2 separate regions of the Homo sapiens genome follow, and region 1 is linked to region 2. The links are chromatin loops, found by intact Hi-C in ENCODE. Cell type or tissue: sigmoid colon. All regions are shown on one strand. Each heading gives the region's core, and the rest is flanking DNA. Links, peaks and the distances in the headings are about the cores only.

Region 1 (15,773 bases), core at 3,987-11,986, 100 kb before region 2:
AATGTAGTCAGTACTTGCTGATGCAGACCAGAAGTTGCAAACAGGAAGCTACAAACTATATTCAACCTACAGATATATTTGATTTGGACTGCAAGTTGTTTTTCAAAAGCAGGTGATTGGTTATTCTGCAAAAAAAGTCCAGATTACTAGCTTCTCTGGAAAAACAGGGCCTTGGCCACAGGGGCCAATGGTAGCAATCCTCTTTAGATGAGCCTTGGTTCCCTAATTTGTCAGTCCCCACCACTGATGCGAGTCCCTAGGAGGCATGTCCACATGGGCTGGGACTCTTATTACAGCAATGTGAAAAGTGGCATGTCTTTGCCAACAGATAAACTGTAAGGATCAATATTTAAGAAAATAATATTTTTTAAAAAGGAAAAATATTAATCTATTTCTTTGTGGAAGCAAAAAAAAAATCATATAAGTTGAATATGTAAACAAAGTATATCTGGATCAAAAGAATATAACCCTAGATGCCACTATGAAACCAACCTGGCCAGCTTATCTCACTTCCGTTGCCTGCTTAGTGTTTGGGCATCTGTTTTTGCAGTCTCTTCCCCTACACTTCAAATTAAGATCTTATGTTTAAGATTTCTATATCAATATAATGATGTATAATATATAAATGCAATTATATGGTTATTAATTATAAGAAATTTATAATTCTAACTTTAAAATGAGGAAAGATATGCTCAGTCTTATTTTTTCTCTATAGATTGGAATACAGATTTAAATCACTACCTTTCTCACTAAAATTTAAAGGACATAAATGAGCTTTTAAAATATTAATGACATGTAAATAATGATAGATAATTTTAAATGTAAAAACATCTGAGTTTTCTAGATTGAGTCAACTGATTAACAAAGTTACCACCTTTAGTATAAGTCATAAAATATTGTATTTGATTTAAACATTGCAACTATAAGGAACAGCTACAGTCCTAGGAAAGGTACAGGGAAGATTAGATACTGATTTGATTTCAATTAATCATTTGATGATGGTCTACTCTTTAAATATAGAAACTCTTTTTTTTTTTTTTTTTTTTTTGAGACAGACTCTCACCCTGTCACCCAGGCTGGAGTGCAATGGCATGATCTCAGCTCACTGCAGCCTCTGCCTTCTGAGCTCAAGTGATCCTCCCACCTGAGCCTCCTGAGTAGCTGGGACTACACACACAGGACACCATGCTTAATTTTTAAAATTTTTTGTAGAGACCAGGTCTTACTATATTTCCCAGGCTGATCTTGAACTCCTGGGCTCAAGTGATCCTCCCATCTTGGCCTCCCAAAGTGCTGGGATTACAGGTGTGTGCCACTGCACTCAGCATGTTAAACTAATTAATCTGGGTTGTGACTCCCTATTGCCTAGTACTAAAGTATACCTTTTTTAGTAAACTATTCTAAACCTAGCTTTCCATGGTGTGCTATCAACTTACCTCACTATTTCCTTTTATTGCACCCTTTATAGCTCAAATGTAAACTCATTATTCTGTACATGTATTCATTATTTTGTATACATCCCTTACCTCTAATGTAAATTCTACCCATTCTTTACAATTCAAATCAATTATTACTTCTTCTATGAAACATTTTCTGATCCTCTGAATTAGAGGAAAAATCTTCTCTATATTTTCAACGTTCACCACATTCTATCATGCGTACATATTTTTACACACACACACTCACTCACTCTCCCTCTCCTAATCTAAAACTCCTTGAGGGCAAAAGCCATTATTTGTTTATTCACCAAATATTTATTCTAGCTCTCTGCCAGACAGCTGTGGAGATGTAATGCTCAACAAGATGTTACAGTGTCTAGTCTTTGGGAAGACTGTATTTTAAGGCTCCCATGGGGACAGGAACAGTAGAATACAGAAGGTACCTTGAGAGGTTAAGGAAGATTTCCCAGTGGAAGTGATGCCTGAAGTGAGGCCTAAAGCTGCTGCTTTGCCCAGGCTGGAGTGAAGTGACATGATCATAGCTCATGGCAACCTCAAACTCTCAGGCTCAGGTGATCCTCCCACTTCAATCCTACCAAGTAGCTAGGACTACAGGCACGTACCACCATGCCCAGCTACTAAAGATTCTTGAAGAATAATGGGAGTTGGGTAGGAGTGAGGAAGAGTTCCAAGCAGCAGAAAGAGCATGTGAAAAGGTCCACAGGCAAGACAGGGGACATCAAAGAAATTCATACTTGTCAGCGTCGGGGGCGGGTGACAAGAGATGAGGCTAGAGAGAGATAAGCAGAGGCCAAGTAGTGAAGGTATACCAATTTTTTTTTTTTTTTTTTTTTTAAGACGGAGTCTTGCTCTGTCGCCCAGGCTGGAGTGCAGTGGCGCGATCTCGGCTCACTGCAAGCTCTGCCTCCCGGGTTCACACCATTCTCCTGCCTCAGCCTCCTGAGTAGCTGGGACTACAGGCGCCTGCCACCGCTCCTGGCTAATTTTTTTTTTTGTATTTTTAGCAGTGACGGGGTTTCACCGTGGTCTCGATCTCCTGACCTCGTGATCCACCCGCCTCAGCCTCCCAAAGTGCTGGGATTACAGGTGTGAGCTACCGCGCCCGGCCCAGGTATACCAATGTTAAAGAGCTTGCCCATATCCCGAGATAAGGGAGCCAGTGAAGGGTTATTAAGCAAAAGAGTAAGATGATCAAATCTATTTTTAGACCAATTACTCTAGCTGCAGTATGCAGAAAAACTGGGGGTGGGAAATGGGGAGACCAGTTGGGGACAGTTATTTTTCAGGTTAAAATATATGGTAGTTTAAACCAGGGTAATAGCACTGAACTAGAGAAATAGATAGCTTTAAAAGAATATTTAGAAAAAATTTTAGAAAAGCTAACGATTGATTAATTCCTCCCGGAGCTTGCCTTTCTCATTCCACACACCTAAAATACACTTGGCAATGTTCTCTTAAATACGTGTTCTTGGAATTTAAGAAAAAAACAAAACTGCCTCCTTCTAAAGATATCAATAAAAGATATCCATGACAGCAACAAAGAAGCCCATATTCAAATGATAAAATCCACATTATTTAAGTTATAAAATACCTGATGTCAAATGAATGAAAAGTCACTGGGGGTGCTTTTGTACAGTAATTATAGGTAATTACATTACCTCTTCATCTGCTAATCCTTCTTCTTCCATGGCCACTTCTAATTTCTTCTGCCTTTTCAAAGGAAAAAAAAATTAAATTTTAAATACATTCCTAACTATTTCCACTTAAGAAATATACATTTATTTATTCAGGTTAACCACTTCAGCTTGCTAGGCTAAAAAAAAAAAAACTTTCAAGTTGGATCAACATAATCACTAAGAATAGTTTTCTTTCTCAAAAAACAAACCCAGATTTTGCTTTCTCATACTGGCCAAATGAATAATTTACTTCTAAGGCTTACTTCACGCTCCTGCCTAAATGAAATGTTGGCAATGACTGATGTTCTAATATGGAAAACTCTGCTACTTAATGTTCAATCTACCAATATCATTAATATTTCCCAATGCTTATATTAGAAATATAAAAAGATAACTATACTGACTAAAAGTATAAAATTTTAAGGTAAATATCCCTGGTTCTAACACTTATTAGCTAAATGAGCTTGGCTAAGTCCCTCACTGAAACTCTAAGCTCAGTTTTCCTTAACTTATGAAGGAAAAATGTTCAATGCAATTGCATTTATTTTATTGTATTAAAATTATTTGAAAATTGGAAAGTCATATATGTGTGTTTTTAAAAACCCACCAGCGGCCGGGTGCGGTGGCTCACGCCTGTAATCCTAGCACTTTGGGAGGCCGAGGTGGGCGGATCACGAGGTCAGGAGATCGAGACCATCTTGGCTAACACTGTGAAACCCCGTGTCTACTAAAAATACAAAAAAAATTAGCCGAGCATGGTGGCTGGCGCCTGTAGTCCCAGTTACTTGGGAGGCTGAGGCAGGAGAATTGCTTGAACCTGGGAGGCGGAGGTTGCAGTGAGCCAAGATCGTGCCACTGCACTCCAGCATGGGCGACAGAGTGAGACTCTGTCTCTAAATAAATAAATATTTTTTAAAAACCCACTAGCTACCAGAACATTTGCTTTTCTAGGTACAGCCAGGTTCAGTTATTCATTTTTTTTAAACAGCACCCTTGAAGTTAGTTAAGCTGAGCATCTGGGGTAAGGGCAGTGTGGATGAAGTAACTAAAACTAGAGAGATGGTTGTGGAACACATTTTGCAACTCATTTCCAAGTGAGTATTAGTATTTTATTTCTATTGTATTGGTTTTCCCTAAATATAAACCTAGCAGAACTCCTCCTAATTAGTTCTGGAGTGTGTCAGAATAACAGTAACTTTTCAGGATTTAACTGAATGGGTATAAGGGTTAAGGATTGAAACCCTCCCACAACTTTTTGATATTTCTTATTCATGGCTACATGTCCAAAGGTAAGCTTTTTTACTAAACCATCATTAAGATCACTTAGTTTTCCTTCTTATAGAAGATTTGTAACATTTAAAGCCTGTTGATACATCAGCACCCCACTGGAGAGGATGAGGCCTAAGAGCATATTCTCCAACACATGTTTCCTCAGTGCTTGTCATAGGCACCTACCTTGGTGCTTATTACACTGATTTTTGTCTTTTGTTTATGCATTATTTCCCCTAGGCCCCAACCCTTAGACAAGAATAATCTCCTAACATCAGATTCTGTGCTGCCATCACCTACCCCTAGGCACTTCAGTGCTGCTTGTTGAATGATTTCCAGTTTTCTCCTCTGCAGAAAGAATCCAGAGAGTAAGAGGACCATTATTCTGGGAGGAGCTATAACATATAAACAACTTTATTCTTCTGTCAAATTTCCACTGTCCCTTTCCTCAGTTATTGCCAAGACTAACACTTCATGAAATCATTCCTCATTCTGGAAGAGATACAGTAACTTTTATCCATTTCTACCATATCTAAACAGGAAGATCCATGATTTCTGTTGTACCTTTTTTAAAAATAGTTTTCCACCTAAAATGCTCTTATGCTTTGCTCTGATTAGAAATTTATTGGGCTTATGCATTTATCCAATTAGTTAAGCCTTAAAAATACATCACATTTTCTTAAAAGTATAAGCTTTTAGAAAATATGAGCAGATTGTTCGACTTGACATACAGTGGCACCAAGCTGAGACTACTTTTTTTTTCAATAACACAGATAATTTTATTGTTACTTTCCTTTATTTGGAAAAAGAAAGCAAACTGAATTACTTTAACACTGCAGCAAGTAAAGACAATGAACCTTCGAAATTCTGATGAATTTTTTTAAGTGCCTGCTTTTTCTTCCTTGGTTCTCTTCTACTTTATTCACTCTCCCAGGATGGTCTGATCACTTCCAGAGACTTTAATTACCCTTGTAATTCATTTAATTATTGATATATTTAGATTTTTATTTCTAACTTATTTTGTGCTATTTTGGTATTTCATTTTTACCATTTTTGGTATTTCAGTTTTTCTTTCTCTCTTGCATTCTTTTTGAACTGACTTTTTTTTTCTCATTCCAATTTTTTCCTTCTACTAGTCTGGAAATTACAAACTCTATTTTTATCATTTTATGGTTACTCTAGAACTTACAACATAATTTGTCAAACTCTGAAGCTAATCTCTATGCCCTTTCTACTAAGATCATTAAGAACACCTTAATTCTAATTACTTCTTTCCTGAATTATATTCTGCTGTTGGAAAATATTATCGTTCTATTTTTTAATGTGTAAGATATTATCGCTATTATTTCTGTTGCTTTATATAATTTTTGTTGAGATTTATCCACCTACTTACCATTTAAATCTTCTATTTGTGGTCACTTTCCTTCTGCCTAAATGGAACTTTTTGGAATTTCTGCTGATGCTAACTCTTTTTTTGTTTGTTTGCCTCTGCTCTATTTTCATTCCTTTCCTCCCTTTCAGAACTTTTAGAGATATGTCAAGTCTTCTCATGATTCTCCATGTTTCTCAACTCTCTTTCACATATTCCTATTTTAAGTTGATTTCTGAATAATTATTTTCCAGTTCACTAATTCTCACCATACCTGTATCTAATCTGCAGTTAAATCCGTCCAAAATTAAATGAGACTTTTCCTCTCTATTTCATTTAAACTGTACCACTCTCAGTTTGCCCAGGCATGAAATTTCAGAGGCAACATTGACTTATTTCCCTCACATTTCATATTTTGCTAGTAGCCACATTTTGTCAATCTTTCTTACTTGTCAGTTCTCTGTTGTTGTTGTCACAATTCTAATTCAAGCCTCCTTTCCATTTACCTGGACTACATCACTAGACTTTCCTGTTTCTAATTCCCCACCCTGACCCCAAACCATTCTCTGTATCACAACTAAAGTTCCTTTCTAGAGAAACACTTGTTTTCATTTGATTCTTCTGCTCAAAAACATCCAAGGCTCTCCACTACCATGAAAAGAGCTACATTAACAAAGAATCCAAGGCTCCCAGGATGTTGGAATCTAGCACATCCTGTGCTTGAGCGAAATTGGACACTGCCTGACCTGGTGATTTCTTCTGTCTCTAATATCCTTCCCTCCTGCTCTTTTGCCTCTGTCTCCTTCCTTTTATGCATGTATAAATAGTTCTTCTCCTTTAGAGCCCTGTTTAAATGCCACCACTATTTACAAAGCTTTCCCAGTTGCCTAGACAAAAGCACATTCTCCCTTCCTTGTACTTAATATTCTTCACTCTTTCATTTATATATTTATGTGTGTTATCTCCTTTAGTATAAGTTTTCTAAAGTCAAAATAACATGTCATTCTTTTTTTTATTCTTCTATTCCCCCTGATATGCACTGTAAATGCTTTTGGATTAAAGTCAGTCATTCATAAAGCATCTTTTTTTTTGAGACAAAGTCTCACTCTGTTGCCCAGGCTGGAGTGCAGTGGTGTGATCTTGGCTCACTGCAGCCTTGGCTCACTGCTGCCTTCAAGCAATTCTCCTGCCTCAGCCTCCTGAGTAGCTGGGATTACAGGCACCCGCCACCACACCCGGCTAATTTTTTGTATTTTCAGTAGAGATGGGGTTTCACCATGTTGGCCAGGCTGGTCTTGAACTCCTGACCTCAGGTGATCTGCCCACCTCGGCTTCCCAAAGTGCTGGGATTATAGGCATGAGCCACACCACACCAAGCCAGGCATCCCTTTAAAAGAAAATGTAAAGACATATCATAATTTCATGTTTGGAAAAGGTTTGTTTAAAACGTTAATTGGCATGTCATACGGGTATATAGATGCACAAGACTTGGGGCACCTCAGGAAACTACTCTGTGAAAATAAAACACATGTCTATGTGCACTGTCAGTACAGGAAACTCAAAAACAGCATGCAGGGATCCATAATATTCATATCATTCATGGTAAACAAGTTTCTATTCCACTCACAGCACAACAGCTTATTTAACTAAAAAAAGTTTTGATTAGCCCTTACTATACCTGGTTTCTCTCTCTTCATGCTGTAAAATTAGGTTGCTATAAAAATTCTCCAATGTGAGCTTGGCTACAGTCACTCTTTCCCGGGTATGGTTGCTCATAGGAAAGGTTGTTGTAGTCCCTGCCGTCATTGCCATAGTAACGGAAACTGAAACAACATAGAAAAACAAATTATTCAGTGGGAAAAAAAACCCCTATCTTTTATAATAAACTCTGAAAATGTTCAATTTCAACTAAGAAAAATTCGACCCTAACAGTTAACACATCCAAGTATTTCACATTATAAATAATACAAAGCTAGGGAAGAAAGAAAAGCACTATTTCCAAAGCAAGAGAAATTCATATTGTGGTGGCAAAACCAGGAGTTAATGACAGCAAAGAAGAACCAGTGGCATCCATATATAATATAGACACATTTATATACAAAGGTCACATTCAACAAGCATTCAAAACAAGAAAAGTTCCAGCTATTTTGTTGTTTCATTACTAAATAAAATCTATAAGATAGTGCTAATAGCTATGTCCCTGATAAATGTCAGTCTCCTAAGAGTTAATGCAGTTTAGTTTAATAGTAAGAAGTAGCTTCTGCCTTATGAATTCTATGAAACATGAAGTGTTGTATCAAATATGCATATAAACACCAGCCTAAAGCAACGTTCACGTATATTGTAGGGGGAAACTACTTTTAGAAACAGGCACCTTTGGATGGGGCTCATAGCTGCCCATTTCATTCTGAATTCTGGGTCATTCCAAAACGTGCTATAACAAGGTATAGTACACTTCTCCAGACTGTGCAGCCCATTTCATTTTCAAATGAAATTCAGATGCCTATAGGAACCAAGAAGGAAACAGAAATGTATGAATGAAGCCAGGTAACAACAGGGAAGCTTTGTGGCCTTAAGTGGACAATGTATGTCTGCTTAAAGGCATTCCAGTGCCAACTTTTAGAGATCACTGGGCCACGCAAACAAAGTACCGTTTCAAAGAAAATAATCTGGACTATTAGATAAGGAGTGTGGCAAAATGGCCACTTGACGGGGGGAAGACTGAACTCCGATGGCTGCGGCAGGTGGCCACTGACCCTAAGAGACTTGCCTACTACAGCCACATCTGGATAAAAAGACTAGAAGAGTTCATACATTAAAGAGGCTTTGCTTATCTAGATGAAGATCGTAACAGACCAGTCCAAAGAAGATCCAGCTTGCCAAGAGTGACCATCCAAAGCATTCTTAGTTGAAAAGTGTTCCCCAAACCTGCCACCTATGCCACAACATCCATCTTGCTTTAAGTAAAGAAGATACAGAGCCCTGGATGTGGACCTGAAGTGGACTAGATTCCAGGGTTGATGGAATGAACCAAAAGATGTCAAGCAAGTCAAGTGTAGGTTGAAAGCAAACAATTATCTATGGCAAACTCCCAGTTCTACTGTTGTCCTATTAGGGGTTTATACCTCAATGTACTGCTTGAGCCTCAGAATCACTATGTCTAAAACTGCATCTATTATTTTGGCATAAATTTGTTCCTCTGCTGACTACTTTAAATGAGAAGCTGATCGTGTCACTTGTTTAGAATCAGTCATGGTTCCTCATTGCCTACTGCAAGTCAAATTAGCTACATATGATCAATAAGAACAACTCACATACACTGAGTATGGTTATATATCAGGAACTTTATGATATTTTATTCACTGATTTCCCCCTTTTTTTCTCCTGAGGATTTAAGATAGAGGCACTTGCCATGCATGATTGCATTTCATCCTCACGACAGCCCTGCAAAGTAGGGAACTGAAGTTTGGGGCAAGTCACATAGCTAGTGTGATGTGGAGTCAGGATTCCAACTTGCTATCCTTATCTGTTGCTTTTTATATTTTCTATCCTTATCTGATGCTCTTCCTCACCACTCATTCTTTTCCCAACATACCTAGCTCTTTCATGCCTCCAAGCTCTTCCATGACCTATCCCTGAAGCAGTTATATCCACTGCAGGATATGTCTCTGCAGGAATCTGCTGATCCTTTATGGCCCAGTTTAGCTGAAGTCTTACTGCTGTGGTGACTTCTCTAACATGCTCTGCAGAAGAGGCAAAGCATTTCTCATTTTTTTGGTGCATGTTCTCTAACATTTGTAGTCAGGTACTGGTGGCTTATCACTCCTAAGAAAAATTCGGCCCTAACAGTTACTCCACCAAACCAGGAACATCTCCATGTAAGAACTCTTTCTGATTCATTTTTCAAAACTCACAACAGCACTGCATCTGACTCAGAGTAGTCATGAATGAATGAATGAGACAACCTATTGATTGGGGGGAGGGAGGGGGCGCAGTAACAGTAGTTGAAAGAATTAGCCAATAGTAAAGTGCTCTGTAAAGATTGGCTAATAAGCAACTGTGGAAAAAGAAATTACAGAAGGTAGAAGTCAGAAATTAAAAGATCTAATCCCAGCCTTGTTGCTAACTGATCATATGGTCTTATTCAAATCACCAGAACACCCTTAACTCAAGTCACTTTTCCCAAAACAGGGCTTAAAATATTTGCTCTGCCTGGTTCACAGGCCTAGTTCTAAGGCCATCTGAGATAATACACAGGAAAGCCACAATGGCTTATACAAATGTAAGATACTATTCTAGGCACCTAGTTTAATCTTTGTATTGTGCTAAATGCTTTAATAATAATGAGCATTATTTTTTAAAACAATAAATAATGAAAAATAAACTCAAGAATTATCATGGCCAAGTGATTTTTATGGATTAAGCTGCTCTTACTGAATTGCTAAAACAATGCTGCCAAATCATTTTTGGAAATTTCAGAATCATTGGGCTCATGTTCTATGTTTCAGGATCAGATGCAGAAAGGTCAAAGAATGCCAGGCACAGTGGCTCATGACTCTAATCCTGGCACTTTGTGAGGCCAAGATCATTTGAGGCCAAGAGTTTGAGATCAGCCTGGGATCTCCTCATCTCTACAATTTTTTTTTTTTTTTTACTTAGCTAGGTGTGGTAGTGCACACCTGTAGTCACAGCTACTCTGGAGGATGAGGCAGGAAGACTGCTTGAACCCTTGTTCAAGGTTACAATGAGCTGCGATTGAACCACTGCACTGCAGCCTGGGTGATGGAGCAAGACCCTGTCTCTAACTGGAAAAAAAAAAAAAGGTCAAAGAAGGAAAAGTGAAACAGGGATCGTGTATAGAAAACATCTCTGAAATCAAATCACATTTGTTAACTGGGGCTTGGGATGGGAGAGGAAGGATGGACTGGAAATTGAGGAATTTAAGTAAATTTAAGAAACCCAGACTACACAAAGTTAAATAAGTTTCTTACTATAAGACTTCCCAGCATCTTTTTTTTTTTTTTTTTTGACAGAATTTCACTCTGTTGCCCAGGCTGGAATGCAGTGGCGTGATCTCGGCTCACTGCAACCTCCACCTCCTGGGTTCAAGCAATTCTCCCACCTCAGCCTCCCGAGTAGCTGAGATTACAGGTGCACGCTAATGTTTGTATATTTAGTAGAGATGGGGTTTCACCAAGTTGGCCAGGCTGGTCTCGAACTCCTGACCTCAAGTGATCTGCCTGCCTTGGCCTCCCAAAGTGCTGGGATTACAGGTACAAGCCACCTTGCCTAGCCTTCCCAGCATCTTTAATATGCTAACATGCATCCTGAATCCTCAAAAGGAGGACAGGTGTACAATTTGCAGTAGTATTCCAGTGAACCTTCCCTAGGCATATAAAATTGCAGTTCATAGATAGTTCTCTTCAAATGCTTTTTGGTAAACAACTGCCTGTTACTTTTTCAACAAATATTTGGGGTGGGAAAACCTTAAAAGTACCATTAAAGAGCAACACCCTACGATTGTAGAATGATTTCTGACTTGCCTTGTATTTGTTCTAGCAAGCAGATACTAATGAACAGAGAAAATGTCCAGAAGATCTGTAGCCAATAAAAATTTATAAAGTGGTTTGCCACTTTACAAGTTTGCCTTAACAAAAGGTAAAGACCCAACTCTAGTTGTCCAAGGCCTTATATATTCCTTTCAAAAAGTGAATGGTGAAAAACATAAAAAACCTTTTATAATGCCTCTTGAAAAAAGCACAAAGAAATAACACATGACTCACAGAATTATGCTGTTCACAGTTATGCTTGCAGAAATGGGAGAGAAAGATGTATGTTGAACTTGGGGTTTGGCCTTGGAGGGAGCTGACTGTCTGCCAAGGGGCCTTGTCGAGCAGGCTGCCCTGCTCGGTCTGCCAAGCGGCAAGGTCTGGCCCTCAGCTGCCAGTGTCTCAGGGCAATCAAATTCTGGAAGTCACTTTATCCTAACAAAGTTCACAAAAGACAAATATACAAGACAGAATGCAGTTTACTGATTTACACAGTAAGACACTGAGTAACAAGAAATTAGGTTCAGAAGATTGCTTGGCGAGCATGGCATCAAAACAAAGAGAACTGTTATTCAATTTAAATGTTGAATGGGATTGGGATAAGGTGGAATCTAAAACACACAAGGCTGATGGCTATCTTGCCTAGAGCACCTATGTCCACTGGAAAGTGGCTGTAGGAGATGGTCTGCTACAGACTAGGCCTTCCCAGAATGAAGCCAAATTGGGGGGCTAGAGGTGGACAAAACTTTTGAGGAACATTAAGGAACAAAACTTTTGAGGAAATTTTTGTGAAACATAAAGAAGTGTTAGGGAATTCAAAACAATTCCAAACAACAGAAATTGTCTGCATTAACCGTATAAAAATAGAGCCAGGCATGGTGGCACATGTCTGTAGCCCCAGCTACTTGGGAGGCTGAGACAGGAGGGTCATCTGAGCCTGGGAGTTCAAGGCTGTGGTGCACTATGGTGGCGCCTATGCATAGCCACTGGACTCCAGCCTGGGTAACAGAGTGAGATCTAGGCTAAAAAAACAAACAAAAAACCCAACAGTATAGAAATACATATGAGGTCATTTTAGATAAATATTTATGAACCTGAGGTCTTCAAAAAAGAAGGTAAATAGAAGATGAGGTTTCTTCCATCATAGGAAGTTGTAATGAGTTTTACTCCAAAATCGGAAGTGGATGTCAAGTAATGAAATATTACTTTTAGACTCTATATAATTTAGTAATGATTATGATGTTCTTTCCATTGTAGTTACACATACATGTATGTCTTGTTTAAAAACCAAATAAGGGCAAAATCTCCATCTATTTATCTTTGTAATGAAAGCATCGCAGTACCTGGCAAAGTGATGAGCACACAGTAGGCAGTCTGTAAGTGATGGTAACTCAACTCTAATGTAATAGATTTTAAATTATATGTGTGTTTCATATATAATAATTTCATTTGGGTTAAGAAATACAGAATCATTTGGTATTCTATTAGCCTTCAGAAATAAATCTTACTTAAGAAACACATTTGCAGAAAAAACAAAAATCCCACCCTTACTCATGATTATACAATATCTTGTATAGTTTAGCTTTAAAGATTAGCTTTAAAAACAAGATTAGCTTTAAAAACAAGATTAGCTTTAAAAACAAGAAAAATTTGTTTCCTTCTTACCAGACACAGACAGACTTTTAAAAATTTAAATTATACAAAACTAAGAAGTGATCAAATTATTACAAAGAATGGTCTAGATGACTGGCACTTATTGTATTGCAAATGTATTCCTTTAATGGATTTAACACTGTTCTTTTTGTTTTATTAAAGCCCTTTCTTTGGCCAGAAAAAGAACAGGATACAATTTGCAAGTCTAGAATTCCTGGACTGATAAAAACAACACAAGGTGCCCTTGAATTTCCTGTTCACGTGTGTTTTCTCCAGACTGCTCTATTCATTAATGGAGACACTACCAATAGTTAAGTCCAACATTCTTTTTTATCAAGCCTGGGGAAAGGAGATAACAAATCTGGCACTCAGGCCATTTATAAATAGATGTGGTATCTCCAACCATTTACCATCAAATTTCTAAAGGAAGAAAATAGAACTGCTTTACCTGGCTGTAAAACAAATTATTTAACTGGTGATTTCACCTTAGTTTTCACATACTGCATTTCAGAGGAAGGAGTGTCCTTAATGCTACTATATTGCCTTGTAGTATAAAAATTCGCCTAAATTCAATTCACTAGTTGCAATCATAATGCCCTAGGCTACAATAAGTCCTCAGATTGTACACTGTATAAACTGGGTCCCTAACGAAAGGGCAGCTACAGCTTCTTTCCTCTCTGAGGCACAGTCTAAAATGCAAGAAATTCATAGGTGAAGTTTCAAATCCCAGCATTAACTTTCACTAATTGTTTTATTTTCAACCAACATTTATTGCAGATATATACCATGTTGACTGTATGAAGTGCTGAGAATAAGACTGATAAAACACAGTTCCGGCCCTTAGGGAGTTCATGATCTTATGGAGACACAAAGTAGGGAGAAATCAGTGCTTCAAGAGGAAGGATAATCAAAGGTTTAATACAGAAGGTGATGCCTGAACTGAATCTTGGAGGGGATGGGGCTATAGTAAGAGTTCACCAGTCAGATGGACTCAGAGGAGGAAGAGCTGTAAGGCATGAAATACACTGACACACTTAAGCATACCGATAGACTGAGTATATTTGATTAAATGGCAGAAGATGAAGGTAGAAATAAGGAACTTTTTTGTCATGTTAAAAATTATCCTGAACATAAATGGGAATCACTCAAGGCTTTTAATTTAGTGAAAACCTAACAGCCATTAAAGAATATTTATTGAGTTTTTACCCAAGTACCCAGAATTCTTCTAAGAATATTACATTCTTAGAAGCATTTAATTCTCCTAACCAGCCCTCAAATCCTATCTGATTTGCACTTCGGATAGATTATGCTGGTACAGGGAGGATGGCCAAAAGGCTGGAAGTACAGATCAGACTAGAGGAAGTAAATCTGCTCAGGAGGCTTAATAATGAATAGTCAGAGATTACAACCTGGTAGCCTGCAGAATCATTTTGTTAGGCTTGTGCTACAATTTAGAAAGTAGAAGGTTTCACATGAAAATCCAGGTTTCTGGTTTCTCCTGAAAAGTCTGATCTGTCCACAATGAGCTCTGTCAGCTCCACAATGACAGCTGGAGCAGAGCTGCAGCCGGCCCCTTACAATACAACATCCCACCCGTCCACCAACTCTCCATTCCCACGTGCCCAGACTCATTCACTTTTTATTACCCACATTTTATTACCCACCTGCTTCCTTTACAGCACATTTGAGATTACAGAATAGTGAGGGACTAATTAAGATAGTAGCAGAAGTGAAGAAGCCTCAGTTAGTCAGCTGGAAAGACTAAAGTCTCTAATTATCTCTAAGTTTCAGATGTGGATGACTGGGTAAATGATCAGTAAGGACAGAAAGTATAAGAAAAGCTAGTTTAAGGCTAGTTTAAGAAAGTTAGTTTAAGGCTGATCCTGTCTGAGTTATTTAACCTGAGTCAGGATCCACATTTCTAAAATGGAGATCATAAATGCCAACCTTATAAGGTTGATATGACGCTTTGATGGTGGCAGAGCACAGGATGAAAGGCCAGATTGCCTGGGTCTGAATTTTGGTGCAGCCATTCACTAGCTGTGTCACTTTAGGCAAATTAAACTTTAAACTTTCTGTGTGTCAGTTTCCTGTTAAATAAATATAATAATAGCCACCTTGTGTGCATGCTTATTATGATAATATAAGACTTAAGATAATTCTAAAAGTTAGTACTTGTAAAAGGACTGAGATACGTCATGTGTTTGATAAATCAATAAATCAGTAAAAAATATTTTTAAAGTATCTCCTAGCACATATTAATGCTCAAAAATTATTAATTTTCTTCCCTTCCCTGCTCAATCTTCCTGCTCATCCCTCCTGCCTTGGGCTGCTGCCATTGTCAGTTAGTTTGTAAATTTAATCTCTAATAGACATTCCCTCTCTCTTCTGATCTTAGCCTACTTCTTTGACAAATTAGATTACTTCTAATGGAGAGGGGAGAGAAATGTAGCAAAAAGAAATATTTAAAGTAAAAAAAGAACTCTTGGTAGAAGCCTTACTAGAAGTTAGTAGTGATTTGGGGTAGAACTAGAGGTAGAGGTGTTCCAGGGAAGAGCTAACCCTTTCTCTCACAAAAGAGTGATTCTCATGAGGCAACACACACCAATTTATTTGTAATCTCTTTACTGTATCTGCTGTTAATAGCTTTTGTTTTTATTTAGCGTGGCCCTCTCCATGTGGCGTATGCCCTGATCACTAGACCAGAGGAATGCATTTCATAAACAGACACCCTTGTCTTTGCTCCTTCTGTGAATCATAAGGTTGGTGATGATGGCACAGTGGTGCTGAACTCAAC
Region 2 (15,553 bases), core at 3,203-11,202:
GTACTACACCGGACTTTAGACTGCGTCTTTTTCACCTTTATCTCTCTGCGCAATGCACAATACGATACTAGCGGGATCTTTTTTATCAAATGTTCCTAGTCTCTTTCCTTTATTTTAAGTCAGAGGTCAGCAAACTATGGTCCTCAAACCAAATGCAGCTCTCTACCTGTTTTTATAAAGTTTTATTGGAACACAGCTATGCATATCATTTATGTATTGCCTGTGGCTGCTTTTAATCTAAGACAGCATTGTGGAGTAGTTGGGACAGATCTTATAGCCTGCAAAGCCGAAAATATTCACTATCTGGCCCTTTGCAGAAAAGGCTTGCCAACCCTTGTTCATTTTTAGAAATAAATTTGTCCTTTGGACTGTATCCATTAAACCACTCACTGCCTTTTCTCTTGCCTTATGAAATCTGTAAGCATGATAATTATGAAGTATTTTGAGAAATATTCATCATAAAATATAATCTCATTTGGGGAAGTGTCAGGTATCAGTTTAAAGGTACTGTAGTAAGCTCATATACAACCAAAGAAGTGTCTAGACCCTTGTCAGAAAGTTGTCCTTGAAAAACAGTAACGTTGAATTGCAGATTTGTAGATAATTTCTCAGAGCTTGGTTAATGTGAATCTGCCACATGGAGAGCCAGTTATGTTCCACCCCAGCTGGGATTAGTCTCTCCTTCCTTAATGCTTCCAGAATCCTTCATTGTGTCTGTCACAGCATTCATATCAATTGGCCTTATATTAATTTTTTTACAAGTGTGTCTCAAGATAGGGTTATAAACACCCCATGGTAAGGAACTCTTTTGTTCAATTCTGTTGCTTCCATAGAGTTTTTGCAAAGTAGATATCGATGAATGGTCACTTAATAAATGTCATTAATGCAAGCATGAAAAATAGGTTTATAATGACATTGTGAAAACATGGGCAAAACCTCAGCAGAGATTCTTCAAATTGAGCTTCGTGAATGTACATTTTCAATACCATTTATTCTGCTTATGTCCCTATTTAATTTGCTCATATATGTGTATAGAAAGGAAGTCATCTCAAGAATGTCTACTATACAATAGCACTTTGTTATTTAAAAACAAAACAAAATAAAACAATTCTCAAGAAAAAGAAAACGCCTTGTTTCTAGAAAAAGAAAATGCCTTGTCTGAGGTCAAGTGGTTTTCTCAGGAAATTAACATTATTGTGAACCGAAAATCCTGCTGGACCCATTTTCTTAACTATTCCCCTTATTGTAAAACTTCAGCAGGTAGTAAACCCTATTTAGCAATCCAAGTGACAGATGACCCAACAGACCTCTGGGTTTTACCTATGTGAAATAATCTTTATAGTCAGGCCCAGTGGAGTCTAACTAGGAAAGCAAAGCATCCCTAGGGTACTTTATTTGCCTTTGTAGAAAGCAGAGCTCTTGGTTGCAAAGTGATAGAAACATAGCTTGAATTAGCCTAACAAAATGGGGTAGGGTGTGGGGGTTGCTGGTTTAGAAAATCCAAGAAGGAGGTGAGTAACCAAATGATGGGGAAAATTGTAATGCAGCTAGGCCTCAAGGAACTATGGGAACCAAGAACTGGACGGCTGCCAGGACTCCCTTCTTCTCTGTTTGGAATCTCTGCCTCTTTCTACGTGCTACTCCCATTCTTGTTCATTGTAGATCAACTTTCTCTACCAGAAAGCAAACCTAACCATACACAACTTCCTTTTTCCCCCTTTTTTCACCTTATAGCTTTACTCTTTGAGAGGGACAGTCCCTCTTTATTTTAATTAGAAAAATCCCAGAGAAAAACTTTGAGCCCCAGTTGAGTCAAACCCAACAGGAGCTGTGGTCATATAAGAAAATGACAGCCTCTAACATAGATGTGGGTGTAAAGGGGAGGGAGAAATGGAGGAGGAGTGACAGTTCCTAAGAGAAGGGGGCTGGAAGGGTATTGAGTTGACAATTCCATAGATGTTCTCTGTCTTCTTTTTCAGGGTGTGGGCTATCCTATTTACAAACAAATTCTTAAGCTTCTGGAAAGACAAGAAAGAGGGCTAATGAAGAGCCTCTTTCTGACAGATGCCTCTCAGCCAAAGGGAAGAAGAGGTAAATGTTCACATTTGTTTGATGTACAGTCAATGAGTGGCCAATGGCTTCCCATCAGCAAGGACTGAGAGAAACTCACAAGTACCTAAAATGTTTAACACCTAAAATGGATCTTCCCAGTAAATACTGTGAGAGGGCTGGTCTATTTTCCTAATGCAAAAGGCTAAAACTCTGGGCTGCCTTATGGTTTCTCCAAGTCTTGCCCCAGGACTGCTTGCTGCCAGCCCATACAGGACCTTTGTGCAAATTAGAAAGTCATGCCCTCCTTGAGGCAGACCCAGTACCCACTCACTACCCTAGCAAGATGGCAGGACTCCTGTGTTGAGCACTGAATTTCAGCCTCCGTCTGCCCCTCAGACAGGCACCTTTGCGCAGGGCTCAAACTGCACAAACATCTGTGGCAGCCCTAGGCCTACAAAGAAGAGGGTAGGGTAGGTTGCACCTTCTGCCCCTTCTCCAAACGCAAGGACTTACAACATCAATAAACATGAGACTTGGGTGGTAGGTTGGGCTTGGTGATTGAAGACAGTAGCAGGAATAGCAATAATGGCTGAATTCAAAGGACTTTAGGGATGGGTAACCCACCTCTGGGTACTGGAGCAACAGAGGCTCTGGGGATGGAGAGACCAGCAGTAAACTCCACTGGCTGAGCACCAGCAGAAGCAGCACCAATGTCACTGAGGTTCTTGGAATGATACGAGGAGCAATAGTGATGGTTAAGTCTCCCCAATTATAAACATATTTTTTGCTCAAGAATTTATGTAGCAGAATGCCTTAATACAGATTAAACTTTATTGTTTTATTTATTTTAACCTTTGAAACACTAAATATAACTCTCTTTTGAAGTATATGATTGTATAAGGATTTAAGGAAGCTGTCCCTAGAAAAAGTAATGTGAGGATTTAGAAGGGTGTATTCAAACTTGTAGACTAGCCACTCTTAGACGAGAAGCCACAGCGCCACTGAGTGAAAAGAGGGAAGAATCGGTGTATACAGGTTGACAGCCCAAAAGAAAGGCAATGGCTCCTGAAAGCGGTAACAAAGGGAGGGAAATAATCTAGAGCAGGGTCTGGCGGGGGCACCAGAATCTGGGTGTCCCCTCTGATTCCAGCTAGAGATCAATGTTCACCCAGGCAGATCCTGGAGCTGTGATCAGGGGATAGGTCTGCTGCAAGTGGCAATCATAGCAGCACCTAAAGCAATGGCCAGAATGGAGGAGCCCTCATCCCAGTGCTGCAGTCCAGGGAGTAAATGCCTAGGCAGTCTGCCACTTTGCTGTTAAATACCCATTTATTTTTGTGCTTCGAAGGAGCCGCCCATGAATGTTCCAGTCACTGTGTGAGTCAGTCTTGTTCCCCAAGTGCTGCTGCAATGCTACAGCCATCCCACCCTCTCCCCCTGCTTCCCGGACTCCATCTGAGACACTGCTCAATTCCCCTGGCTGCTGTTGAGCTAGGGGCTGGGCTGGGGCTCACACTCTGACACTAGGTAGAGGCCCAGGATTGCAGAGGGTGGGAGGATGGGGGAGACCTAGGCACTTGAGTATGTGACGAAAAGTGGCATTCAAATCCCTGAAGAAATGGCAGGATCTTTAAAAAATATTGGGAAGATTGGCTAGTAATTAGCAAGAAAATATTAAATCCTTACCTCATTGCACCAAATAAATTAGACAGGCTAAAAATTTACATGTGAACACTTTAAAACACAAAAGTAAAATAATACAGGGGAAAAATAATGATAAATAATGTTGAGTACAATTGAAAACTTCTGTGTGGCAAAAAAATCATACACAAAGTTGAAAGACAAATGACAAACTCAGGAAAATATTAACAATACTGTCCAAAGGCAAAGGGTTAATATCCACACAATAATAAAAGAGCTTACATAAATCAAGAAAAATTAACAATCTAATAGAAAATAATGGGTATAAGTCACAGATAAATTAAAAATGCAAATGGTCAACAAACATGGAAAAATGTTCAATTCACAAATATTCAGAAGGCAAATTAAACAATAATGAAATGATTTTCATCTATCAGACTGGCAAAGATCTCTAAAAATTGATCAAACACATGCATTGACATGGTTAGGAGAAACACACACTTTGTGTTTTTTCCGCGGGTATATAAAATAGCACAACTTCTCGAAAGGGCTATCTGACAAGAAGTATCAAACATAAGATGTGCAGACTCTTCACTGCAACAATTCTACTTGTCAGACTTTACTCCAAAGAGATAATACAAATTTGAAAACAGGTACTCACACTTTATTTATACTTTTGAAAAACAGGAAACAACTTCAGTGTTCCTCAGTAGGGGTTGGCTAAGTAAATTGTGGTCTAAGCATCCATGGAACACTATGCAGCCCTTAAAAAGAGTGACGCAAATCTATTAGGTTGGTGCAAAAGTAATTGCGGGTTTCAAAAGCTGAATATATAAACACAGAGAGATGGCTTCAATTATTGATACCTTGAGGCCCATTTATTCAATGATGTCAATTGTTATCCTTCCTCATCAGCAGAGTTTCTGATCATTCTACTATTATTATTATTGTTATTGTTATTTGAGACAGGGTCTCACTCTGTCACCGACTGGTGTGATCTCAGCTCCCTGCAGCCTCGACCTCCTGGGCTCAAGTGATCCCCCCAGCTCAGCCCCCTAAGTAGCTAGGACCACAGGCACACGCTGTCACACCTAGCTTAATTTTATTTGTTTATTTTTTTGTAGAGACAAGGTCTCAGTATGCTGTCCAGGCTGGTCTCAAACTCTTGGCCTCAAGCGGTCCTCCTGCCTTGAATCCAAAGTGCTGGGATTACAGGCATGAGCTGCTGAGCCTGGCCTCTACCCTTAATTAAAGACTCTGGCAACTGACATATAGTCTTTCAAACCACTATCATCCAAGGTTACTTAAATATCTGTGTGGACATATCATCCCATTTCTAGTCTCAGGAAATTTTGAATGCCTCATTTTCAATAAAATGCAGTAGATTGATACTCTACAGTCACATGCTCTCAAGGCCACAGTACACACAAACTGCCTCATCTCTAACATTACTAAATCAGGTATCCCTCTCTCTAATCACAGTCTCTTATCCTCTCAACTGGCATGCCTAACTGTCATAATACATTTGTTCCCTTTTTACTTCAGGTCCTCTAATCCACGCCCCCATTCATCTTAGACTTAATGATCCATCATTTCACACTTTCTCCTGCCAATATTTTAAGTACCTTCGCCTCATTATTCTCACTGCATCTGCAACAAAAGCTCCTATCCTTTGTTTTTGTTTTTCATACCTAGGCTGCCAAGCACTGCTAGATGATCACATCTTGGTAGACAAGTATAATGATACTTATCCGGGCCCTTTCCGACTAGGCCCTTTTCTTGGGTGCAGTTCCCTCAAAGGCAGAGCCTGAGACAAGGATCTGAATGTAAGTGGTTTATTTGGAGATAAACCCAAGTAAAAGAATGAACAGGAGAGAGAGAAGAGAGACAGAGACGGAGAGGGAAACGGGACAGAGTGGAGGAAACCAACACAGGGTGTGTTGATGAGCAGATTACTACAGTGGGCTCAGTTCCACTGGAGACCTCCAAGAGCCCACCTGTGAGTTGGCCCCCATATTTCTCTCTGTCATTGGTTGAGAATGGCTCTCGGTGGCATTAACTCCCTTTTATTCCAGGCTGCCTTATGCACAAGTCACACAAGCTCCCAGCTAGAGAACACCCCCCAGGCAAAGCTGTAGGTGCCTGCAATAAAAAGCTGTCAGCATGTTTGTACCTGAACCATGAGTGCCAAGGGGATTCAACGGGGCACCAACAGCACATGTTGCAGCCATCCTGTTCCAGTCTCCTTGACGTGTTACCCTAGTTACCCTCATCCCCCCTCCCTACAACCAGCTCAAAATTCCTCTCATCATTGCAAATCTCTGATGCTCTTGTCTCCTCACTCTCAGCAGATGACCTTGTCTCCTAGTTCACAAAGGAATATTGAAGATCTCAGAATGGAACTTGCCAAGTTCCTGCCAACAATTCTAACATGCCGCCCACATCCATACCCATCACTTCTCCCTCCTCACCTCTTCATTAGAGGATGCATTTCTCTCTTATCTAAGGCCAAACTTCTCTGCCTATTCTTGGTCCTGTCCCTTCCAGCTGCTTGGCCACTCTCCTCAGTTGATTGCCTCGTCTCCCTCGTGAGTCTTCAACGACTGTCTCTCTCACCTCCTCTCTCCCATCTTAAAACAAACAACTCTCGGTCAAATCCACATCCCATTCCATCTATTGTGCTGTCCCTCTCCTCCTCTCTCCCATCTTAAAACAAACAACTCTCGGTCAAATCCACATCCCATTCCATCTATTGTGCTGTCTCTCTCCTGCTCTTTACACCAGAGTTTATTGAAATAGTATCTTAGACATGTGGCCTCCAGTCTCCTCTCATTCATTTCCAATCAGTCACAGGTGATCTCCCTGTGGCAGAAGTCAGAGGACACCAGTCCTTATCCCTCTTGCCCTTTCAGCAGCATTTGACTCTGGACATTCATTTCTCCCCTGGACTCCCATTGGAGTGATTCTTTTGATTTTTCTCCTTTCTCTCTGGCTCCTCCCATCTCAGTCTCTTTATTCACCTCTTTGATGATGCTGTTTTCAGCTCTCCAACCTTCTTCACCAGTGGCCTTACCCACTTCTACACCATTAATTATCATGTCAAGGCTGATGATTCCCAGATCTACAGAAACAGTCCAGGTTTCCCCCCTGACTTGACCTAAATATGCACTTGCTTAACGCTCACACTCTGTTCTGTCATTTTAACCAAGTCATTAAATTTCCCTTAACCTACGTTCTTGGGCAAAACATGGAAATGAGAGCAACTACTTCTTTATTTTGAAATAATTCTAGAGTCACAGAGAGTTACAGAGATAGTACAGAGAGGTCCCCTGTACCCTCACGCAGTTTCCCCCAATGGTTATATTTTATATAACTATAGTACAATATCAAAACCAGGAAACTGACATTAAAACAATGTATATAGTTCTCTGATATGTTATCAAGTGTAGATTCATGAAACCACTACTGTAATCAGGACACAGAAGTATTCGGTCACCACAAAGATCCTCCTCATTTGCTTCTTTTTAAAAATGTTTATTTTTTTTAAATCCTCATCAGATCCTTGAGAGAAGGGACATACATATAATTTTGCCATGTGTTCTCAGTGTCCAACATGTGCTCTTAAAAGGCATTGCTAAATGTTTGGGAAAACAAGAATGGAATAAAAGAAGGCAGATTCCATCTGTGGAGGTCACAGACATCAGCCTGGGAGCCAGGACAGACCATGAAACCTCTTAGCTCCATACCAGGAGCCAGGAGCCAGGAGCCTGAGGACAGAGGCTTCCTCCCCAGATTTACATCCTGTTGAATGAGATGTTGGCAGACACAGGCTAGAAGTCGGAGTGGTGAGGCTTACCTCACACTCATTCCAACAATCACAGCCCCTGTCTGTAGCAGAGAGGAAGGACTTTTTCAGTCCAGGACCTTTTTTGGAAATCTCTCACATCACACCACATGGCCAGTTCCCCACTCCAGCTATCTGATGCCTGCCCTGCTCTGCCTGACATCACTGGCACATTCCTGTGCTTGCTGGCAGCACCCAGGAGATCATCCCAACCTCTGCTTTTTTGCTACTCAGCCAGCATGTGGGACATTTGTCTCAAGGCTCAAGAAAAGTGTTTGGTCCTAGGGCATGATTTAAAAATTATGCTTAACAGTAATTGCCCTTAATAGGTCATATTTGTTTGCTCAGTAATTATCATAGTCAATAAGTGAACTCTGAAACTAAGAAGAGAGGCAAAACATAGAACAAAACAGCTAAAAAATGCAAAGACAGCTACACATATGTTCAGGTTATAAGCCCTATATAGAACGTGTGTGTGTCCGTGCCACCAAATTAGGTACTGTTGGAGTGAAAAATAAAGGAGTATTTATCCAGCAGTGAGCTATGTTATTATATTATAATAGGCTTTAATTAGAGAGAAAGTCAAGTTTGTGTTCCCTTAATAGCCTGGTTAAAGTCTCTGAAATTAGAAAACTTAGCTTAGAATCTTTGTGTCAGCAATGAGCAATCTGTGTTGTCCATTCTGCAAGTCTCAAAGGGCAATTATTTGATTTACAAGCCAGAAACTCATTTATCAGTTGTAGTTTATAAACTTGGTGCAGCAATTTGTGAGTTGACGTCATGCTTATAGCAGGGTGGTTTGGAAACAGTCCACATGGGGATTCATTTCATTTCCTTTTCTTTTTTTTCCTTTTTTTAGACAGGGTCTCACTCTGTCACCCAGGCTAAAGTGCAGTGGTGCAATGACAACTCACTGCAGCCTGGACCTCCCAGGCTGAAGTGATCCTCCAGCCTCAGCCTCTTGGGTAACTAGGACCATAGGCACGCACCCACCACACCTAGCTAATTTTTTATTATTTTTTTTTATGTTTGTAGAGACAGGCTGGTCTCAAACAGTCCTCCCACCTCAACCTCCCAAAGTGCTAGGATTACAGATGTGAGCCACTGTGCCTGGCTGGATTTATTTTCAGTAGTGGAAGTGAGAGGCATGGAAATAAGGCAACACCTGGGTCCCTTGGTCTTGAGAAACTTGGAGATTTGGAAGCACAGTGTGTCTTGTACATTGAGTAGAGGGCCTGACTGATCTCATGTCAGAGTCCCTCTGATTTTCAAGCTCTACATTCACAGAGAGCACACACAGAATGGATGGGCATGTGTGGAAGTTCAGGGATCTTTGTTTTGTTCACTGGCATTTCCTCAGTGCTCAGAATAGTGCATGGTGGGCTCTCAGGATATTTTTGTTGACTAATTATTCAATACTTAACAATGTGTGCAAAGGAGAAAGAACAAATCAATAGCTATTCAGTTGCCAACAAGCCCAGAGTGTCACTCTCAGACTTAGCCACAAACTTTGCTGTTGGGTCACAGCAAAATGAAAGAGGAGAGGGAAAAACCAGGAACCAGAAGAGTAAGGACTGAGGGTGAACCGAAGGAGCTCTGGAAACTCTGTGGTCCAGGCCCAGCGTGGTTTGGTTTAGATGACAGGTTGGTTCAATCTAAAGTGTGGGACACGTCAGTGGGAGTTCCAGTGACAGGCTAGAATCAAAGTCAGGTGGATGGAGAGTGGGTCAATCCCAGCAGAGCCCAGCCAGTGGCTGAAGGTATCAGAGAAAGGACTTGGTTTTATAGGGGAGGGACCTGGCAAGAACTAAGAACATTTGAAAGGGCAAAAGAACTAGAGTGCAGGGCTATGGAAATGATCAAAGTGCAAACATAGTGCGTTAACATGGTAGGTGCCTGGGGAAGGCTGTTATCTGTCCAGTCGACATGGATGCCCAGGGCTTCCTAGGTCTTTGCTGGCAAGTCAGATTCTAAGGGTCAGCAGCTGGACAAGGGCTGATGATAGTGTAGGCAGGGCCAAGCCTACACATAAAGGAGACCAGATCAGCTCTCTCACTGCACGCTTCCATTGTATCCTTAATATGCTTTTGGGCAACACTACTTACACTTGCAATTACCTCAACAGCTTTTGTACCTTGCTGGTATATGAGGGCGGGCATTGTTTTTATATTGACTACCACTATATCCCCAGCACAATACTTGGCACATGATGCGCACGCAGTGTGACTAAAGGAAAGAACTGGGGCCTGTCTATGGAAGAGGCTTGCAAAAGCAGAGATGGACTCTGAGACTCAGCAGACTTACATCCCAGCAATATTTCTCAACTCATCTACCTCTTACTTCTTTGCAAGGGTCAGGACTGGAATTAAGGAGAAGGAAAGTACACCACAGTCATGACCTGCCCTGTAGAGCAAAGCTTAACAGGACAGCTCTGCTATGCTGCCCCTGTTGTCCTGAATAGCACCAGATTTTCTGTTGCAATTACACAGTTTAGTCTTTGAATAGTGCATTTTCATGCCAGCATTTTCTTCTACATTAAAGAAGAGAGCTAATAAGACAGTATGAGGGTCCAAGGAGAGGAAAGGTGAGGAGTAGAGAGAGGAATGAGAGAAAGAAAAGGAAGAAAAGTAAAGATCTCATTATCATTTGCACCAGGACTGGATTTGGGCTGTTAATGGCTCTGCTTCTCAGTTACTGCCCCAACCTGCCCATTGCTGACTTCTACTCTCCTACGATGCTGCAGTGGCAACAATCACCTCAGGAGAACCTCCCAGAGACAAACAGCCCTGCCCACCACACAGCAGAGCAGCAGCCAGTTTTGTTCTGACCTCCTGACTTCCACACCTCACATGTTAAAGTTCAGCTCCACTGCACTTGCTCCTCTCCTAGGACTTTTCTCCTTGTAGCATGAGCATCCCTGTCAGTGAGACAGAGCTGGATGGTATTAAACTCTAGAACGCCTCTGTAGCCAAAGCTAATAAACAATGGAAAGAAGGGTGGATGGTGGAAAAGAAAGATTCTCTGTGTGTATATGTGTATTTTTAAACTAACAGGAAAAACATTGCAAATGGAATTTCAGTAGAACAAAATCTTATCCAACAGGAAATTTTAAATGATTCTAAGAAATACCAAAGAACGCAGACTGTTTGCAGAAAAACCAATGGATGACAACATTGCCTCTAAAAGGACTTGCTGTTTGAGATAAAAAAAAATAGCAAAAACTGGCCTACACCCACAAAGCAAATAGCTGTAAGGGATGATGGGAACAAACTGGAATGTGGAATTCTTTGACCCACATTTTTACAGCAAATAAAAATAAAGGATTTCAAATGTAATCCTAGGAGGGTAGGGGGAAAGAAATCAAAGAAACCAAATGACTTAGAACTAGCAGAAATAATTTCCGGAAAAAAGAGGCTCTGGGCATATATGGTAAGGGGAAAAATATCAGTATCTCATTCAGATGTATTGATCTCTTAGGAAGGGATTTGGACTTTTCCTCCAAACACCTTCTTCCAGTGAAGTTAGTGCTCACTGGAGCCCACATGGGAAGCAAGAAGTTAGAGCTTCCAGAAAGTCCACTCACAGACACAGGTGGTTTTTGAGTCAAGCCAAGGGATGTGTTAACCAGCTTACTCTTCTAGGTAGTAGAATGCCAGTTACAGGCTAGGCACAGAGCAGGAGAGACAGGGTATCCTTGGATTGTAATCCATTTTAAGAATTTCTATAAATACAATATTTACCCTCAAGGCATGCTTTATTGGTTTAGGGTCATGCTTTCTTTTTGAATGACAAAAGTAATCCAACACAGAAATATCTAACCACTGTGCAAAGGAGATATGAACATATACTCCATTCATGACACATGATACAAATGCAAAATACAGTTTACCAGAGGGAACCTTACAAACACAGAAGTAGCAGAGCTCATGCAATCCCGCAAGTTATCTTTCCCAGGAAAAGCATGCTTAGACTGGGACTAGAGAGATATAGTCACAAAAGGACCTATTCCACAATGCTCTACATACATATAGAGAAAGGTGATCATGTACCAATGGGAGCTTGCAGATCAACCTGTTCAGAAGGGAAGCTATTCCTCATCTCTAAAAGAAAGATAATAATTGTACTTACTAGCTGGGTGCGGTGGCTCACGCCTGTAATCCCAGCACCTTGGGAGGCTGAGGTGGGTGGATCATATGAGGTTAGGAGTTTGAGACCAGCCTGGCCAACATGATGAAACCCCATCTCTACTAAAAATACAAAAATTAGCCAGGCATGGTGGTGGGCGCCTGTAGTTCCAGCTACTCAGGAGGCTGAGGCAGGAGAATGCCTTGAATCCAGGAGGCGGAGGTTGCAGTGAGCCAAGATCGTGCCACTGCACTCAAGCCTGGGTGACAGAGTGAGCCTCTGTCTCAAAATAATAATAATAATTGTATTTATCTCATAAAGCTATTAGAGAGATTAAGATAATTAATACTTATAAAAGATGTAGAACACTGCCTACACATAGAAAGCAATTTTTCAATTAAAAAATATGTATCAAATACCAACTATGAATCAAGTGCCATTTTAAGGGCTGAAAATGCAATGGTGAAAATGGAGCTTCCATCTAGTGGGAGTGAAGATAATAAACAGCACAGCGTATAATACAATGTCATGTAATAATAAGCACTCTAAAGAAAATAAAGTGATGGGAATGCTTTTTGTACATAGGTTGGTAAGGAAACGCCTCTATGAGGAGATGACACTTGAAGAAGACCTGAATGGAGTAAGGACACAAAACATGTGGCTATCTAGGGGGAAGAGTATTCTAGGCAAAGGAAACAGCATGGGCCAAGGTCCTGAAGCAGGAGCATGCTCAGGGTATTCCTGGGATAAGAAGGCCGGGTTGGGCACGGTGGCTCACGCGTATAATCCCAGCACTTCAGGAGGCTGAAACGGGTGGACTGCTTGAGGTCAGGAGTTCAAGACCAGCCTGGCCAACATGGCGAAACCCCGTCTCTACAAGAAAAAATGCAAAAATTAGCTGGGCCTGGTGATGCATGCCTGTAGTCCCAACTACTTGGTAGGCTGAGGCAGGAGACTGCTTGAACCCTGGAGGTGGATGTTGCAGTCAGCTGAGATCATGCCACTGCACTCCAGCCTGGGTGACAGAGCCAGACTCTGTCTCAAAAAAAAAAAAAAAAGAGCTGTGAGCAAAAAATATTGGGAAATGAGATCAGAGAAGTAGGCAGGGGCCACATCTTGCAGGGACTTGTAGGCTATGATAAGGACTTTGGATTTTGATTAAGAATAATGGTAAGCCATGGGAGAGGATTAAATGGTGAAGTGACATTATCTAATTCATGTTGTGGAGGGATTGTAAGAGAAAGAAAGTAGAAAGAGTTGTTAGGTAGCAATACTCCAGATGTGAGATGATGGTGCCTTAGGCTGGGTGGTGCCACTATTTGTCCTGAGTGACAGCTGGCAAGTATGGTGACGCCATTCTTTCAGATGAGAATCATCCAGGAAGGAGCCGTTGGGTTGGAGGTATTCAAAAGTTTGGTCTTGGACATGTTAATTCTGAAACATAAATTAGACATCCAAACCCAGTAGGCAGCAGCAATGAGATTTACAGCAGTTGACCATTCATCAAAATAATGCTGCAGCAAGCATTCGCCAAGATGGGTTTGAGGGCCTGTGTGGGGAGCACTGCAGGACATTGGCAAGGACCTATGGGTCAATGGCAACTACTATGGATGTCAAGGCATTGGCTCCCTTCAGGAAGACTGAAGGAGAAAGGAAGGAGCATGGCTCAGAGGCCCTTCTGGAGTGGTGTGAACTGCAGTAGGGTGAGGTGACATCAGCTGCATTTGGGGAGGTGGGGGAAAGGGGTTTCTCAGCTGGGTCCAAATAGCTCCAGTGTCTCACTTGGGATTTTGCTCTATTTATAGCTTCTGAGGCTGAGGGTGGGGGGATGAGGCAAAGATCAATCACTTAATATTTCTGAACCTCCTGCTTTTATCTTTTAAGGAAAACAGACTATTCATAGTAATAAGAGCTAATCATTGAATATTTTTCTATATATTGCATACTGTACTAATCGCTTTATAAGCACTGCCTCATTTTATCTTAACAATATGCTGGGAGGCAGATGTCAGCTTATAGATGAGGAACAGATTTAGCGAGAACAAGTAACTTTCCCTGGGTCACAGAGCTTGCATTTATTTATTTATTTGTTTATTTATTTATTTATTTTTATTTTTATTTTTGAGATGGAGTCTTGCTCTATCACCCAGGCTGGAGTATAGTGGCACGAACTCAGCTCACTGCAACCTCTGCCTCCCAGGTGCAAGCGATTCTCCTGACTCAGCCTCCCGAGTAGCGGGGACTACAGGCATGCCACAACTCCCGGCTCATTTTTGTATTTTTAGTAGAGACAGGGTTTTGCTATTTTGTCAGGCTGGTCTCAAACTCCTGATCTCAGGTGATCCACCACCTCAGCCTCCCAAAGTGCTGGGATTATAGGCTTGAGCCACCATGTCCAGCCACATAGCTTTTAAGTGGTTAAGAGACAGGGACTAGAATTGAAATCCAGATAGTCTGACTCTAGAGACTGCTACAATGTTCTGCTTCCAGCTGTCATGTACTATTTCTCTAGGATAAAAGTCACACCTCACATATGTGTTAACATACTTCAGAGCCCTCCGCAGGAACACTGGCATGATTAATTTAGGTGCCTTAAGGCAACAGCAGCTGGCCAGCACCAAATGACTTGTTAAACTAAATAGTGGCTCCCAGCCTCACCATGGACATTCAGATGTCCATGTCCTAAACTCTGTAACCTGTCGCTGTTACATTTATGGCAAAAGGGATTTTGCAAATGTGGTTAAGTTGGCGATCTTGAAATGGGGAGATTGTCCTGGATTAGCCAAGTGGGCCTGATGTAATCACAAGGGTTCTTCTAAGAGGGAAGGTAATGTGAAGGTGGAGGTAGAGAGAGATAGAGATTTGAAGGTGATGCTACATTGCCACTTTTGAAGACAGAAGAAAGGATCATGAGCCAAAAAGTGCAAGGAAAACAGCTCTAGAAGCTGGAAAAGGCAAGGAAACATATTCCCCTAGAGTCTCCATAAGGAAGCACCCTGCCAACACCTTGACTTCACCCAGTGAAACCAATTTTAGACTTCTGGCTTTTGGAATTACAAAAGAATAAATTTTTGTGTCTTTAAGTTGCCAAGTTTGTGACAATTTATTATAGCTGCGATAAGAAACTATTAATAATATGAATGGAGTGGGGTGGCAGGCATGGCAGCTACTGGATGAGGATGTCAGGGAGAGCTAGAACTAGTGCGGTGGTGAAAGCCCCTGGACATATTCAAGGATAGAATGGTCTGAGAAAAGGCTAAGAAGTAGCCACAAGCTGTTCAGCTGAGGATAGCTGCAATTTCTAACACATCCCACAGAAGGCTGGGCTTCTGGAAAGGTCAGGATAACTATTTAAAGGATTGTTGAGTCAAAGGAACCTCTGCTGGTCTGACCAGGCTTTCTTCATGGTGCAGGACTGAGGAGACCATGCATCCACTTGGTGAGATGGGGACCCAGGTGCTTTGCTGGTCAAGCAGTGGCACCTTGGCTCAGCACACAGCACAGTGTTTTATACATAATGGGGCCCCCTTAAGGTTTGTCCCTTGTGGACAGCGTGACTCAGAAGTAGGAAACACATACACATATCCACCCGCATACATACACATCTCAGAGTTGAGACAAACATTTTCTCATTCTAGATTTCTAAATAAGCCCTAAAAATAAAAGCCCTGAAAAAAATTCTACCCAAATGTACAGGATTAAAGAATAATAATCTGATGTAGGGCGTGGCTTTTCTCTAAGGAAATTCGTGCCATTTATCACAGATACTCAGGTCCATGAGCACTCCACCCACAGCAGTGGGAAATGTCAACGTTAGCAAGGAGAAGTTACCACTGTACCTGATTTATCATGGCCTCTGGGGTAAAACTGCAAACATATGCTATATTAATT

Evidence for each region. A loop is a pair of places that touch in the nucleus more often than their neighbours do. Peaks named below come from ENCODE experiments on the same cell type or tissue, not always from the same donor. Only the 100,000 strongest peaks of a DNase experiment are listed, where the experiment ranks them.
Region 1: a loop joins it to region 2, with 2.3 times the contacts of the local background. A loop is called at or near these places in 10 of 110 quality-filtered maps.

What each region holds. Positions count from the first base shown.
Region 1 is chr12:27,289,534-27,305,306 of GRCh38, reverse strand. It overlaps STK38L (serine/threonine kinase 38 like), which reads right to left. Exons shown (of 14, transcript NM_015000.4): 2 at 7,453-7,597; 3 at 3,119-3,170. The coding sequence starts at 7,586. It overlaps LOC124902905 (a long non-coding RNA gene), which reads left to right and starts at 11,778. Exons shown (of 3, transcript XR_007063254.1): 1 at 11,778-13,903; 2 at 15,640-15,738. In sigmoid colon, for the core only: no CTCF peak of the experiment used is centred there; a DNase peak (open chromatin) is centred at 11,672.
Region 2 is chr12:27,186,094-27,201,646 of GRCh38, reverse strand. It overlaps the pseudogene LOC124902904. Among named protein-coding and RNA genes, the nearest start is that of STK38L, 50 kb to the left of the region's middle. In sigmoid colon, for the core only: no CTCF peak of the experiment used is centred there; DNase peaks (open chromatin) are centred at 3,416 and 7,596; H3K27ac peaks cover 618 bases.